Regions from separate parts of the Homo sapiens genome. Here region 2 is linked to region 1. Evidence: chromatin contacts called from ENCODE Hi-C or POLR2A ChIA-PET data. All regions are on one chromosome and are shown on one strand. Each heading gives the region's core, a stretch centred on a gene start or an enhancer-like site at or near the end of the contact. The rest is flanking DNA. Distances are from core to core; before and after follow the strand shown.

What was found. A loop is a pair of places that touch in the nucleus more often than their neighbours do. ChIA-PET counts read pairs that join two places held with the same protein, here RNA polymerase II (POLR2A). Pooled maps may share reads with other maps.
Region 2: a pooled map shows a loop between it and region 1 (2.9-fold over the local background). The contact joins the enhancer-like site here to the promoter of LYSMD2 in region 1. A Hi-C loop is called at or near these places in 2 of 50 pooled maps. POLR2A ChIA-PET finds 5 or more read pairs at or near these places in 2 of 52 experiments (GM12878 and activated naive CD8-positive, alpha-beta T cell).

Annotation. Positions count from the first base shown.
Region 1 is chr15:51,733,376-51,740,946 of GRCh38, reverse strand. It overlaps LYSMD2 (LysM domain containing 2), which reads left to right and starts at 3,292. Exons shown (of 3, transcript NM_153374.3): 1 at 3,292-3,597. The coding sequence starts at 3,325. RefSeq lists silencers at 2,974-3,413, 3,424-3,563, 3,634-3,843, 5,517-5,586 and enhancers at 6,387-6,446, 6,457-6,516.
Region 2 is chr15:52,072,636-52,080,206 of GRCh38, reverse strand. All of the region lies in intron 1 of LOC112268150 (a long non-coding RNA gene), which reads left to right. Among named protein-coding and RNA genes, the nearest start is that of BCL2L10, 36 kb to the left of the region's middle. RefSeq lists an enhancer at 2,966-3,045. Within about 2 kb of position 3,091, at least 2 of the 41 ENCODE cell types and tissues checked have a DNase peak (open chromatin) inside an H3K27ac peak, as active enhancers do.

The sequences.
Region 1 (7,571 bases), core at 2,043-4,542:
TATTTTGCATTTCCCATTCACAAACATGGTATATCTCTGCTTTTATTTATATTTCTTTTATGTACTTCAAAAAAGTTTTATATTTTCCATACAATACACACTTTTCTTTCTTTCTTTTATTTTTTATCTTTTTATTTATTACCTTAAATTTTTTTTTCTGCTCCTACGCCACCAGGAACAATTTTCTCTTGTTAAATTTATTCCTAGGTATTTTTGGTGGTATGTGGAATGTCATCTTTTTCACACTTATATGATTGAGTGATGCAATTGATGTTTGTATATTGAGCTTGTATCTTTTAACTTTGGTGAACTCTCAATTGTTTGAACAGTTCCAATGTATTCATTATGTGTTGCCTATAAACATTTTAGTATTGCCTACTATCTGTAAATAACAGCTGATTTCTTTTCAATCTTCATTTCCTTTTCTTCTTTTTAAAATTGCCTTGGCAAAGACCTTCAAAACAATGTTAAATAGAGGCAGTAATAGGCTTCCTTTTCTTACCATTCCCTTCAAAGGAAATGCTTTTAATGTTTCATCTTTAATTGTGATGAACTTCTATGTTGTAGGTAGATACATATTAAAACAATTTTGAAGTTCTGGTTTAAGAAGGAAAACAATGAACATCTAATAACACCTCATGTAACTCAGTTCTTTTTTTTAAAAACAAAAAAACAAAAAAACAGGCCTGGCCAGGCGTGGTGGCTCAGGCCTGTAATCCCAGCACTTTGGAAGGCTGAGGCTGATGGATCACTTGAGGTCAGAAGTTTGAGAGAAGCCTGGCCAACATGATGAAACCCCACCTCTACTAAAAATACAAAAAATTAGGCGGGCATAGTGGCACATGCTGTAGTCCCAGCTACTCAGGAGGCTGAGGCAGGAAAACTGCTTGAACCTGGGAGGCGGAGCTTGCAGTGAACGGAGATCACACCACTGCACTCCAACCTAGGCAACAGAGCAAGACTCTATCTCAAAACAAACAAACAAACAAAGAAAACCCCAAAGCCAAACCAAAACAAAAAACCCCAGGGTCTCACTGTGTTGCTGAGGCTGGAGTGCAGTGGCATGATCTCTGCTTACTGCAGAGATCACCTACTGGGCTTAAGCAATCCTCCCACCTCACTTTCCCAAGTAGCTGGAACTACAGGAGTAGGCCACATGCTCGATTAAGTTTTGTATTTTTTGTAGAGATGGGTCTCACTATGTTGCCCAGGCTGGTCTTGAACTCCTGGGCTCAAGCTATCCTCCTTCCTTAGACTCCCAAAGTGCTGGAATGGGCCACTGCGCCTGGCTCAGTTCTTTAATCTTCAGATTAAAACTTCCAGCCATGCAGTAAACTTTTTCTTAGTGGAAAACATTATATGCTGTCTCATTCCTAGATTGTAAACTCTTTGAAGGAAGAGACTTCTTTCTTGAAACATTACCAGATCTTGTCTATATACTGAGACTCAAATTCTGCCTCTCTCTTGGGTCCTGAAATGGACACACTGGATACCACCCAAAAGTTTATGCATGGCAGACTTATGCTAAACAATCTAAATTAGCATTCAGGATCTTTTTACTACACCTCAATTCAACCACTTGTAATTATGTATTTATTTTTTTTTTTATTCCACTGAGCTAGGCACTGCTGGAGCTAAAAAGATGAGTAAGACCCAGTTATGCCTCCCAGGAGCACGTATTTGTTGGAGGAGATAAGACAAGCTCATGCATGTACATGCAAGTACAAACACAAAACACAGAGAGTTAAATACTAAACCAGAGGTATTAATACAAACCTCTTGGAGTTCAAAGAAGAAACAGTAACAGTTGGGCAGGTGGGAAAAAGGGACCATTGGGAAGAATTAGGAAAAATCTCATGGAGGATGTATCATTTGAGACAGACCTTAAAGATTTAAACAATGTAATAGAGGGTACTGGAAGAGTGTTACCATTGGAGGGAATAACATGCAAGGTATGAAAGTAGGAACAAGGAGGCCAGTTTCAGAGGCTCTGTTTGGCAGGAATATGTAGAGTATACAGAATGAGTTATAGATGGGGTATGGTCAGACCATGAATAATAAAAATAGAAATAATAGCTTGAATGCCAATGTAGGTTTTTAGTAATGCTGTTGTCCCCAGAGAGCCATTGTAGGAGTTTTGAGTGGGATGGTGTTGTGGAAGCTTGCTCCTCTCCCATCCTTTCTCTCCTGAGCAATATTAGCTTTGCCTCTGTCCAGCACAGCAACATACCAAAACTTCAGCCAACGAATCAAACCCCCAGGCTCCGGACCTTCCTACAAGGTACCTCTTCTTGGAAAGCTGTCCAAAATAACACAGAAACCAGGCACTAGATGCTAGTAAATGTGTACCCACTCTGTGTATAATACAGTGTGTTGAAAGGGTGTTCAAGAGTAGACGGTGTTCAAATGAAGAGTACAGATAAGAGGTCTTTGGTGGTTATAATATTAATAGCAATACGGGGCAGGGAGATGCGATTTCAGGGTGTCAAAGAATAAACTGACGAAGAGAAGATGAATGCAGACAGTAAATTCCAACTACTGAGCCTGGAGAATGAATTGTATGTGGCCAGCCTTTCGAGGCAGCCAGGACTTAAATTGGCACTAGTGTACAAAGTGTGAAACCCGAACAACTAGGGGGGTTATTTTGAGGCCACCCATTAGGCCTTAGAAGCACTATCCCTCCTAGTGCAATGTTGAAAGGACTGGACTCTGAGGCTGTTGAGATGGACCTGGAGAAGCTGTCTGTGTGTGTTTGATGATCTTAAGTTTTACTGTGACGTGGACTTTGAGGTCACTGGGGTGGGGGGAGGGAAGTACCCTTGGCATTGGCAGAGCTGGAAGGTCTGTGCAAGCTGGCTCCTGCTGGGGAATCAATAAAGGAGGCAGAGCAACGCTTTTTTTTTTTTTCGCCGTGGCCAGGGCAGGGTTCTGCCAGGGCTCTATCGCCAATGGAGCAGGGGTCCACCTGGGGCCTAGGACGCCTGCAGATAGCCCTCTCTTAGCCCCAACGGCCGCGGGCTTCAGCGCTCCCCGGCTCCCTCGCTCTGCAGGGTCTTCCCGGTACCGGCAGGCCGCGGCGGGAGCTGCTTTCGCTCTTAACCTTGCAGGTGCGTGTGCCGCGGGCGCCCGGGGCAGGCAGGACGCAGAGGAGGAGGCGCCCGCCATGCCCGGCCTGCGGCTCCCCGCCTCGGCTTCCCGTCCGCCGCCCCCGCGGAACGGCCTGCTGCAGCCCCTGTGAAGAGGAAGAGGCGGCGGCGGCGGCGGAGGAGGAGGAGGCGCCGCCCCCTTGGCAAGCTCCCCGACCCGGCGGCCTCGGCAGGACCCATGGCGGATTCCTCGCCCGCACTGTCCCTGCGGGAAGGCGGCCCCCGCGCGCCGCGGCCCTCGGCCCCCTCGCCGCCGCCGCGCTCGCGCTCCGGCTCCGAGTCCGAGGAGGCCGAGCTGTCGCTGAGCCTGGCCCGCACCAAGACCCGCTCGTACGGCAGCACCGCCAGCGTGCGGGCGCCGCTGGGCGCCGGCGTCATCGAGCGCCATGTGGAGCACCGGGTCCGCGCGGGCGACACGCTGCAGGGCATCGCGCTCAAGTACGGTGTCACGGTGAGCAGGGCGCGCCGCCGCGGCCCGGGCTGGCAGCTACCGCGCAGGAGGCGGTGCGGCTCGGGGTGCGGTGGGGGTGGGGGTGGGACTGCGGGTGGGGGTTTGGGGGATGGGGAGTCGCAGGGACGGCCGTGCGTCCCCGGGCGGCTCGGCTCCCAGGGCTCGCTCAGCGCGCGCTGCTGGCCACCGCAGTGGTCGCCAAAGCTGGTCCTGCAGCGGGAGGGGCGGACCGCCAGGGCTCCCTCCCTAGGTAGCTGCATCGAGTTCCCGGTGCCCCGCCCAGGCTCAGACTAGATCTGTCGCGTGAGGGAGGCCGAAGAGGACTAGGGCTTTGGCATCCCCGTGAACCACCTTCACCCAATTTGCAGGCCCCATCACACTACTCTATATTTACGCAAAGCCCAACTGAGGTGAATTTTGTTGTCTGTGAAAACAAGCTCCGTGATGAGTCAGGAATGGTGCAGTTGTTCCTACTGGGTGGTTCTGGTTCTATCGATTATGCTTCTTTATGTAGAAGTGAAATTACACCCTCTGGGCTCACTGGCAACCGCGAATGTGACACCTGTCGCTAAGCAGCAGCCAAGAACTGTGGTGAGCTGGAGGGCTGCGTTTATTACAAATTTATAAGTGTGTGTGTCTTGGGTGTATAGCATTACACCTCTGGGAAGAACATGGAAACCTGAGGGAACAAATTGTTTCATTAAAATTACTTATAATTAACTGTGAGCTATGTGATGGCCTTTTTACATTTGGGATCTGTATCAGTTTTCAGTGTTCTTTCCTGAAGCACCTTAGACAGCAATGGGAAGAAAGAGGATCTTATCTATATCTTTCCCTTAAAGTGAAACTCTTTCTGGCCCTTTACCGAATGAAGGAGCATCAGTATGAAGGAGAATGTATTTTGCATATTTAAGCCGGTATATGTTTACCTATCAGGTCCTTCTATCTTTGAAATATTTTGAAAGGGACCTTGCTGTGCAGTCATGTATTGACTCTATCATGCCATGGAGAGCCCCATTCTGCCCTCTTGGGAGTTCTATACATGTGAACATAGAGCTACAATTCTCTATGTGCCTTAATGGGGCCTGGTTTGAGTCAGAGGCAGAGGAAAGCGAAGTTGGGAAATACCAGTAGCTACCCTCTGCTGAATGCCTCCTGTGTGGCAGGCATTGCGTTTGTCTTGTTTCATCTTTATCTTATTTAACTTTCACAATAAGCCCAGGAGGTAGGTGTAATTAATCTTTTTACAGATGAGAAGATGGATGAGAGGTAAGGATATTTTCCAAGTATGATCATTCATTGAGACCAGCTTGAATTAACAGTGATAAAGCATTTGCTTTCCTCTAGATATTACTTTTGATATCCATCCTTATTTTTATCTTAGTCTTATCAGGAGCTCTCTCAGCATCCTGGCTACTGAAGGAGGACAGTCTTTTCTATCTGGTTTTCAGGCATCTTGCCTTACTAGGCTAGTGACAGCACCTAAAAATCTATGACATGCAGAAGAGTGTTATTTCCCATGCTGTCTTCCCGTGCAATCTCTCTGTGACCCACAGCCGTCTGTGGTTTCACTTGAGTTGATTATAGATAACTCTTATACATCTGTTTACTGCAGTTTTCCACCTTTGATCAAATGCTTTCTAATCCCTGTTATGTCTAATATAGATCCTATTACTCATAACCTCATTACCCCTTTTTAAAATTAAAGTGTAGATCAGATTTTTCGTTGCTTTTATAAAGACTTTTGATTTTAAGATATTAAACACAAGGATAATGAATCAGGAACTATAATTGATAGTGACACATAGTTCATTACAGGGTTTCCCAACCTCAGCACTGTTGATGTTATAGACCAGATAACTCTTTGTTGCACGGGGTTGTCCTGTGCAGTGTAGAATATTTAGCAGCATCTCTGGCCTCTACCCACTAGATGCCAGTAGCACTCTCCCACCCCTATTCAGGCATTGCCGGATGTTCTCTAGAAGGCAAATTTACCCCTGGTTGAGGACCACTGGTTTATTACATGTATTTCTCATTACTTTGGGCCCTGGCTTATAGTTGATAAAATTTTTAGAGACTCCTCCACTGGTAATATAGAATCAGTGAAAGTGATAATACTTACCATAACAGTGAAGTGATATTCTTGTTTTAATATCTTCAGATTTTTTTTTTTTTTGAGACAGGGTCTCACTCTGTTACCCAGGCTGGAGTGCAGTGGCACTAACATGGCTCACTGCAGCCTCAGCTGCCGCTGCTCAAGTGATCTTCCCACCTCGGCCTCCTGAGGAGTTGGGACTACAGGCTCAAGCCACATGCCCAGCTAATTTTTGTATTTTTTGTAGAAATGGGGTCTCATTATGTTGCCCAGGCTGGTCTGGAACTCCTGGGCTCAAGCAATCCACCCACCTCAGCCTCCCAAAGTGCTGGGCCTACAGGTGTGAGCCACTGCACTGGTCTAATATCTGCAGATATTAATTAGGTTTACTCATTGTGAGATTTTAAGGTGGAAGCTAAAAAGGCAGAAAAATATTTTTCTTCTGACTGAACAGAAAGAAGTTGAGCAAATTAGGTTTCTGTTGTTGACTGGCAAGACCATCTACAACATATTTAAATGATTGTTTTAAAAGGTCGAAAATGAGATATTGGAGGCTTAGAGACTCAAGGCAGTGCACCTAGAAATTAAGTCAGTTCAGCAAACAGTTGACCTTAACATACCATGTCTGTCAATCTTGCACAGATGAGCAGAAACTCTCAGGAAAGCCTGTCTCTCCATGGCAACTCCTCAGCCACCCAGCTGGGTGTCAGGCAGGACTTCAGTCCTTTGGTGGAAGACTGATTAAGAGCCAGTCGTAGTCTAGGTACAAGGAAGTTCCCAGAACAGAGACTCCGACAAGGGGGTGAAGATGGAGACCTGGTTGCCAGCCCTGGATTACAAGGGTAACAAGCTGGGAGCCATTTTCTGAAGTGGTGCTGAAGGGCTGGCAGCAGGGCATATCTCAGGATGTGAGAATAGATCCATGTTCCTCAAATTGGCCTGGGCAGGACAGGAATACTCTGGGGCAAACTAAAAATAAAGGATCCTAGCTGACATTGGATCTATGGGATTGGAATACCCAGAAAAGGAGTCTAGGAGTCTCTGTTTTGTTTGTTTGTTTGTTTTTGTTTTTGAGACAAAGGCTCACTTTGTCACCCTGGCTGGAGTGCAGTGGCCTGATCTTGGCTCACTGCAACCTCCGCCTCCCGGGTTCAAGCTATTCTCCTGCCTCAGCCTCTCGAGTAGCTGGGACTTTAAGCACACGCCACCATGCCCGGCTAATTTTTGTATTTTTAGTAGAGATAGGGTTTCACTATGTTGGCCGGGCTGGTGTTCAACTCCTGACCTCATGATCTGCCCACCTTGGCCTCCCAAAGTGTTGGGATTACAAGCGTGAGCCACCGCATCTGGCCAGAGTCTCCATTTTTAACAAGCATGGCTGCTTTGCTTGTTCCCAAAGCACTGTTCTTCCTTGGGGTTCTTGCACTTGCTGTTCCATCTGTCTTTCTCTAATAGCTGGATACAGGGCTAGCTTCATGGGCATGTGACCTGCGCAGTCACAGAAGACCCCATGCTTAGAAGGGCCTCACACTTGGTTTAATGCTCTACTGTCATCTCTTGAAATTTTTAATAGTTTGTGAACAAGGGCCTCACATTTTCATATTTTTTTACTGGCCCTGGGCGAATGATGGAGCTGATTCTGGCTGAGTGATTTGTTCCCTCATTGCCTTCAAGTCTTTGCTTAAATATCTCATTCTTAAGGCCTTTTCTGCACACTCTATGTCAAATTGTAGCCTTTCTCCCTAGTCCCCCAGCGCTCCTCCCCAACTTCCCTGCCATGTTTTCCTAACAGTATTTATCATTCATCCAATTTTTTTTCTTTCCCTCAGAGCTACCTTTCTGGTGATACAATAGTGAGTAAATAAAAATCCATGTCCTC
Region 2 (7,571 bases), core at 1,842-4,341, 340 kb before region 1:
GATCATTTTTACCACAAGCATTGTTGCTTGGTAACACAGCCAACGTTCCACCTTTATCAGGTTTCCAGGAGAACAGAGCTAGAAAGAAAATGCCAAGAGAATGAGAAATGAAGTTTTAAGATTAATTATTAGAGGGACTATTTTTTTAATGAGAAATGAGGATTTTTTTTTTTTGCCCTCTACATATATAGGCCTTTTTACTGGTCAGAGCTAGGAATGTAGAGAGATAGTTGGTAGGTAGGTAGATAAATGATGGATATTGAGATTAATAATATGCAAAATTATAATCAGCCTAGATGACTTACAAGAGGTGAATGGTAAAATAAATCATGATATAACAAAAGGGTGGAATATTATATGCTCTTGTTGATTACATAGGTTTACAAATAATTTTTAAAGATGAAAAACAGCAGATTTATATAATCTTAAGTCATCTTCTCACAAATGCTTATTTAGTACCTACTGTGTGCTTCGAGCTATTCTAGGCATTTGGGGTGCATCATTGAACAAAACTGACAAGGATTCTGCCTTCTTGGTGCTTATATTGAGGGGCGATTGAGAGATGCACAGTAAACATGATACATAAGGAAACTGTATAGAGGGGAAAGGTGGTAAGTGTTGAAGAAAACAAAAGTAGAACAGGATAGGGAAGCTGGGGTGCCAAGGTGTTGGGGGAGGGCAGGCTTCAAGGCTTCAGGCTGAGTAAGGCGGGGGGTGTTCAAGGCCAGAGGGCTCAGCCACGGTCTGGAGGAGGCATGGCCTCAGCCGCCAAATTTATATTTTAACTTCTATGTTATGTATACCCATACGTAGATTTTTTACATATTTCATATATTTTCATAGAAAAGGGACTAGATAAAACACCAAAATGTCAACAGTGGCTGTCTGTGGAAGGTAGGGTTGTGGTAATTTTTTTTAATGGGATCTTTTTTATAATTTGCCTCACTTGCTAAATTTTATGACATGAATAGGCACAGTTTTATTATCAGTAATAAAGCACATGCATTATTACGTGTTTTTAAAAGCAGAGCGAATCTACTCTCTAATCTTAGGAAGAGTTTTCTGTCAGGGGCAACGTGTGGTTTGCAGGCAAGGAGCGGCACTTGACCTCTCTGAGGAGAAGGCGTTCTTCCACAAGGGGGCGCCTGGCTTTAGGGCAAGGAGGAGACTGAGCTCTGATTTTGGGAGTGGGGTTTTAGGGGAGGAGTGTGCCATGGGTACATCTTGGGTGTAGCTCCACCAGTGCGCCTAAGAACCACACTCAAAGTGGTTTGAAAGCTTTTGGCCCTCTAATGCCTGCCTCTTTGGTCACTGATAACATACAAGTCGATGTTCCCTGAACTCAGCCGGTAGAGTATAGGAGGTTTGCACTCCGTAAATGCAAGGAGGAAGAGTGTTCTCCTCGTCCTTGCAGGGAGTTCACATCCAACCAGAGAGACCAGACTCAGGGTTACCCATGTACGGTGCAAAGACCTGTGGGGCAAGGGAAGACCCCAGGGAGACCAATACATGCAGAAGCAAATGTGAGTCGGTGAGAGGTCCTCAGATGCTTGGAAGATGAGTGCATGCAGAGGGAAGGGACCTGGGGCAGGAGAGCAGATAGAGGTGGAGAGATGCCAAGGCCGGTTGTGTGGGGAGACATAGATAGTGCTGGGAAAAGCAATCAACCTGATGACACTGGGGATTTTGCAACCTAATGACCCCAAGGACTAAATTGCCAGGAATTGCACTCCTGGCCCAGGTCTCTTAGCAAACCTGACCTATGTGAACCCAAAGAGGAGTCCGTGGCTCACAGCCAGTTTGGCTTGCAAGTTTTCTGGTCTGAGGGAAGCTGGATGCATCCCCCACCTCCACTAACAAGGCTTGCTTCACTGCGTGCCTGGGAAAACCGGGGGACAGGCCCTGGCCAGAGGACTGCGAAACAAAGCTGGATAAGACATACCCCCAAGGGAAAATGTACCTTGTACCAACACAAGGTGCTATGGGGAGAGAGAAGAGAACCACCCAACCCAATCTGAGAGGTCAGGGAGGGCTTCCTGGAGGACATGGCACTTGAGCTAATCAGGAAGGACATTTGAGAGTTTTCAGAGAGGAAAGGGTTCCATGCAGAGGGGACACTACGGTAGCAAGAGAGAATGGGCCATCTATCCATGCAAGTAGCTCAGTATGTCTGGAGCCTGGGGTGAGTGTGTGGAAGTGATAAGAGATGATGCCGGGTCAGGCGCGGTGGCTCACACCTGTAATCTCAGCACTTTGGGAGGCCGAGGTGGGTGGATCACAAGGTCAGGAGATGGAGACCATCCTGGCTAACATGGTGAAACCCTGTCTCTACTAAAAATGGAAAAAATTAGCCGGGCGTGATGGCAGGTGCCTATAGTCCCAGCTACTCAGGAGTCTGAGGCAGGAGAATGGCGTGAACCCGGGAGGCGGAGCTGGCAGTGAGCTGAGACGGCGCCACTGCACTCCAGCCTGGGTGACAGAGCAAGACTCTGTCTCAAAAAAAAAAAGAAAAAAAAAAGATGATGCCAGAACGAAGGATACTCTATCTGAAAGGCACTGGGGAGTCTTAAAGGATGTTAAATAGTGGAGTTACCTGATCATGGACACGGAAGTTTGCTAAAGTCACCAATGATCTTTCTGTTGCCAAGTCCATTGTGTATCTTTTAGTCAGCTTCATATGTGAATTCTCTCAGCAGCATTTGATCCTGCTGGCCTCCCCCTCCAGGCTGAAGCACTTTTGTCTCTTGACTTCTGAGTCCTGTTCTCCTGATTTTCTGTCTACTTCTTTCATCACTTCTTCTTGGCTTCCCTTGCTGACTGTGCCTCCTGTCTCTGGCCTCTGACTGTTAGTGTCCTACAGGGGTCAGTCCTGGTTCCTTCTCACCATTCACTCTTGTTCTCAACCACCTCATTTCTTCCCATAGCTTCACATGCATCTATTACATGTGATCGTATCAGGGGAAGGGGAATACAGAATCAAGCTTGAAGGCCCTGTCTCCTGGGTGTCATGGCTGAGTGAGACATGTTCAGACTGAATCGTGAGCAGTTGTGGGATGAGTCAGGATGAGTTGTTCAGGGATAAGCAGAAACATGTATTAGAGGCTGACAAGTTGCTGATTAGTATAGTTGGTGCCCTGGATCTGAAAGAAAGCAGCATCCAGGACTCGCTGTTCCCAAGGGTAGAGGGGAGGGGTGGACACTGTAATATACATTAAAAAGCCAAGTCCAAGGTCTGAGAAGAACACGAAAGCAGGGAGGGGCAGGGAAGATGGGCAGGCGTGGCAGGGCAAGCGGACTCCAAAGTCCAGAGAGACACCAGAGTCAGGGACCCAGGACCACTGGATCCAGGGGATAGATTGAGGAGTGACTGCTAGTGGGGACAGGGTTTCTTTTAGGGGATATGAAAGTTTTCTGAGATCAGAGTGTGGTGATGGTTGCACAATCTTGTTAATATAGTAAAAAGCATGTCACTGTATACTTTAAGGGCAAATTGTATGGTATATGCATTATATCAAAATTAAGCTGCTAAATACATTTGAGGTGGGCCAGGCACAGTGGCTCATGCCTGTAATCCTAGCACTTTGGGAGGCCAAGGTGGGTGGATCACTTGAGGCCAGGAGTTTGAGACTAGGCTGGCCAACATGGTGAAACCGCATCTCTACCACGAATACAAAAATTAACCAGGTATGGTGGCACATGCCTGTAATCCCAGCTACTTGGAAGGCTGAGGCAGAAGAATCACTTGAACCCGGGAGGCAGAGGTTGCCATGAGCTGAGATCGTGGCACTGTACTCCAGCCTGGGTGACAGAGCCAGCCTCTGTCTCAAAAATAAATAATCTGAAGTGGATTACAGATATAAATCTACAACATTAAATATAGAAGACTAGTTCAATAATTTTGGTATGGGGAAGGCCATCCCAAGTATGGCTATATAAAAGACAATATTAACAGATTGAGCTACATTGAAACAAACAAAAAAAACTTTGTGAAAGACACAAGAAAAAATATTTATCATGGACTTTTGCAACCTGTGTGACATATTTAGAGAGGGTTCTTTAGAATCATTATGAGGCCGGGTGCGGTGGTTCAGCCTGTAATCCCAGCACTTTGGGAGGCCGAGGTGGGCAGATCACGAGGTCAGGAGTTCGAGACCAGCCTGGCCAACTAACATGGTGAAACCGTGTCTCTACTAAAACTACAAAAATTAGCCAGGCGTGGTGGTGTGTGCCTGCAGTCCCAGCTACTCGGGAGGCTGAGGCAGGAGAATCGCTTGCAGTGAGTCAAGATCGCGCCACTGCACTCCAGCCTGGGCGATAGAGTGAGACTCCATCTGGGGGGAAAATACATATATAAATATATATATATAATATAAATATATGTATATATAAAAATATATATATAATATAAATATATGTATATATAAAAAATATATATATATATTTAAAATATGAACTCCCTGATAATATGCAGCACTGGCCAGAGTGGGGAAAAGTGGGTACTTGGGTGGAGAAACAGACTGTGGATATAAATTGGTCCAGCCATTTAGAGGACAATTTGGTATCCAGGAGTGAAATGCACAACATTTCCGACGGGTGTGACACAGCCTGGGTCAGAAGCACCAGCTGACAATAACCCATCTGCTGCACTGGGGCAGACAGGCTAAAAGCCTGTGGGAGATCCACTGAAATGTTCAGCATAAACCAACTCTGTTCCAGAGTTTCTGCTTCTAAAAGCATATCCTCAGAAATGGCTCAAAGACACACAAAGAATGTTTATTACAGTGTTGCTTGTGATAGTAAACAATGTCCGCTCATAGGAAATTGGTTCTACAAATGATGATGCATCCTCATAATTACATACTCTACAGGCATTAGAAACAACAAAGTCAATTACTACCAACATAGAAAGATGCTTGAAATGTATTGTGAGAAAAGAAAGTTGCAGAACAGTAAGCAGAATAACCCAATTATAAGTACATATATGTTTGTATATACATTTGAAAAATTCTGGATAAATGTATAATAAACTATTAACGTTGGTTACCTGTGGAGATAGGGATATTTGGAGGGGAGAGAATATAGAGGGAGGGAAAAGAGGAAATTATTTTATGCATCTTTGAATGATTTTTACCTTTTGTATATGAAAAAATAAAGCAATTAGCTTGGAAGGAGTGGAGGGGAAGAGGAAAGACCCAAAATATTAATAGTAATTAACAGTGATCATACCCAGGTAATGGGATTCTGGGGAATTTTTCCCACTTCCTTACCTGCATTTTCTAGTTTCTCAACAATGAGCTTTTATTTCTTTTTCTTTTTTTTTCTTTTTTTTTTTTCTTTTGGAGACAGAATTTCACTGTAGTTGCCCAGGCTGGAATGCAGTGGCAAGATCTTGGCTCACTGCAACCTTCACCTCCCAGGTTCACACAATTCTCCTGCCTCAGCCTGCTGAGTAGCTGGAATTACAGGCACCCACCACCATGCCCGGCTAATTTTTATATTTTTTAGTAAAGACGGGTTTGCCATGTTCTCCAGGCTGGTCTCAAATTCCTGACCTCAGGTGATCCGCCTGCCTCGGCCTCCCAAAGTGCTGGGATTATAGGCATGAGCCACCACGCCCGGCCCACTTTCTTAAAAGTTAGAAATAAAACAATGTCCTCATGCTTTTCTGCTCAGCAGCTGGACAGATAAGGAAAGCCCTGGTGATGCAGGGGTGCAGGAGACAGATTCTAAATAGTGAAGCCATTTAGAAGATAGTGCTAAGGGAGTTGGTGATGGAAATATTTATAAAAATGAAACACCCTAAGTCACATATTTAGTATCATGTTAGTGTCCTTGTTAAGTCCTCTCTGAGACATCATAACATCAAACTTTAATGTATATTTTGTGAAACATGGACTTGAACCTCTATAGTTCTTTTATGCTAATTGGTCATTATGAACAATAGAACCCAAATGACATCTGAATGCAGATGGTACATAAATTAACATTTGTTAGAAGTCTTAGAACCCCGTTGTCTTTTCTCCTGTTGAGCATGATGGTAGCTAAATCAAGGACTCAGGCAGGTTCTTTGTCTTAAAGCAGTATGTACAAGAATGTTGATTCCAACATTCTCATTTTTGAAAAACAATCCTTTAATATCTGCAAAGTGTATATGTGTGTGCATGTGTGTATATACATACACATATGTATAAAATAGGAGCACTGTGTTAGGATAAATATGATTACCTGGCATGTATGGTGGGGTTTTCTGATAGTGAGGGAAGTAGTAGGCCGGTCATGATAGCTCATGCCTGTAATCTCAGCACTGTGGGAGGTCATGGCCAAGGTGGATCACCTGAGGTCAGGAGTTCAAGACCAACCTGACCAACATGGCGAAACTCCATCTCTACTAAAACTACAAAAATTAGCCAGATGTGGTGGCAGGCACCTGTGGTCCCAGCTACTTGGGAGGCTGAGGTGGGAGGATGACTTGAGCCTGGGAGGCGGAGGTTGCAATGAGCCAAGATTGTGCCACTGCACTCCAGCCTGGGCAACAAAGTGAGACTCCATCTCAAAAAAAAAAAAAAAAAATAGATTTAGCACATCTTTGAGGTTTTATGTTATGATTTGCAGGTCTTGTTCTAGGTGTTGAGGTCCATCAGTGAACAACTCTGACAAAGATTCCTACCCTCATGGAGCTTACGTTCTAGAAGATAATAAACCATGAACAGAATATAGTTGGTAAATCATAAATTACCCAACTGTGATGTATAAAGAAATTAGCCAGGCACAGTGGCTCACGCCTGTAATCCCAGCACTTTGGGAGGCCGAAGCGGGCGAATCACATGGTCAGGAGATCAAGACCATCCTGGCTAAACGGTGAAACCCCGTTTCTACTAAAACTACAAAAACTTAGCCGGGCGTGGTGGCGGGTGCCTGTAGTCCCAACTACTCAGGAGGCTAAGGCAGGAGAATGGCGTGAACCCGTGAGGGAACCCGGGAGTGCAGTGAGCCAAGATCACACCACTACTGCACTCCAGCCTGGGTGACAGAGCGAGACTCCGTCTCAAAAAAAAATAAGTAGTGCCAGGCACAGTGGCTCATATCTGTAATCCCAGCACTTGGAGGAATGCTTAAGACTAGGAGTTTGAGACTAGCCTGAGCAATATGGTGAGACCCTGATGCTACCAAAAAAAAAAAAAAAAAAAAAAGGGACACCTGTTTTAGAAGATTACCTGGGAGTAGTGGCACACACCTGTAGTCCCAGCTACTCGGGAGGCTGAAGCAGCCAATATCACTTGAGCCCAGGAGTTCAAGGTTGCAGTGAGCTATGATCGTGCCATTATATTCCAACCTGGGTGACAGAGTGAGACCCTGATTCTAAAAAAATTAAAATTTTAAAATCAGTAAGCTGGGTGCAGTGGCTCACACCTGTAATCCCAGCACTTTGGGAGGCTGAGGTAGGCTGATCACTTGAGGTCAGGAGTTGGAGACTAGCCTGGCAAACATGGTGAAACCCCGTCTCTACTAAAAATATAAAAATTAGCCAGGCGTGATGGCACGACCCTGTAATCCCAGCTACTTGGGAGGCT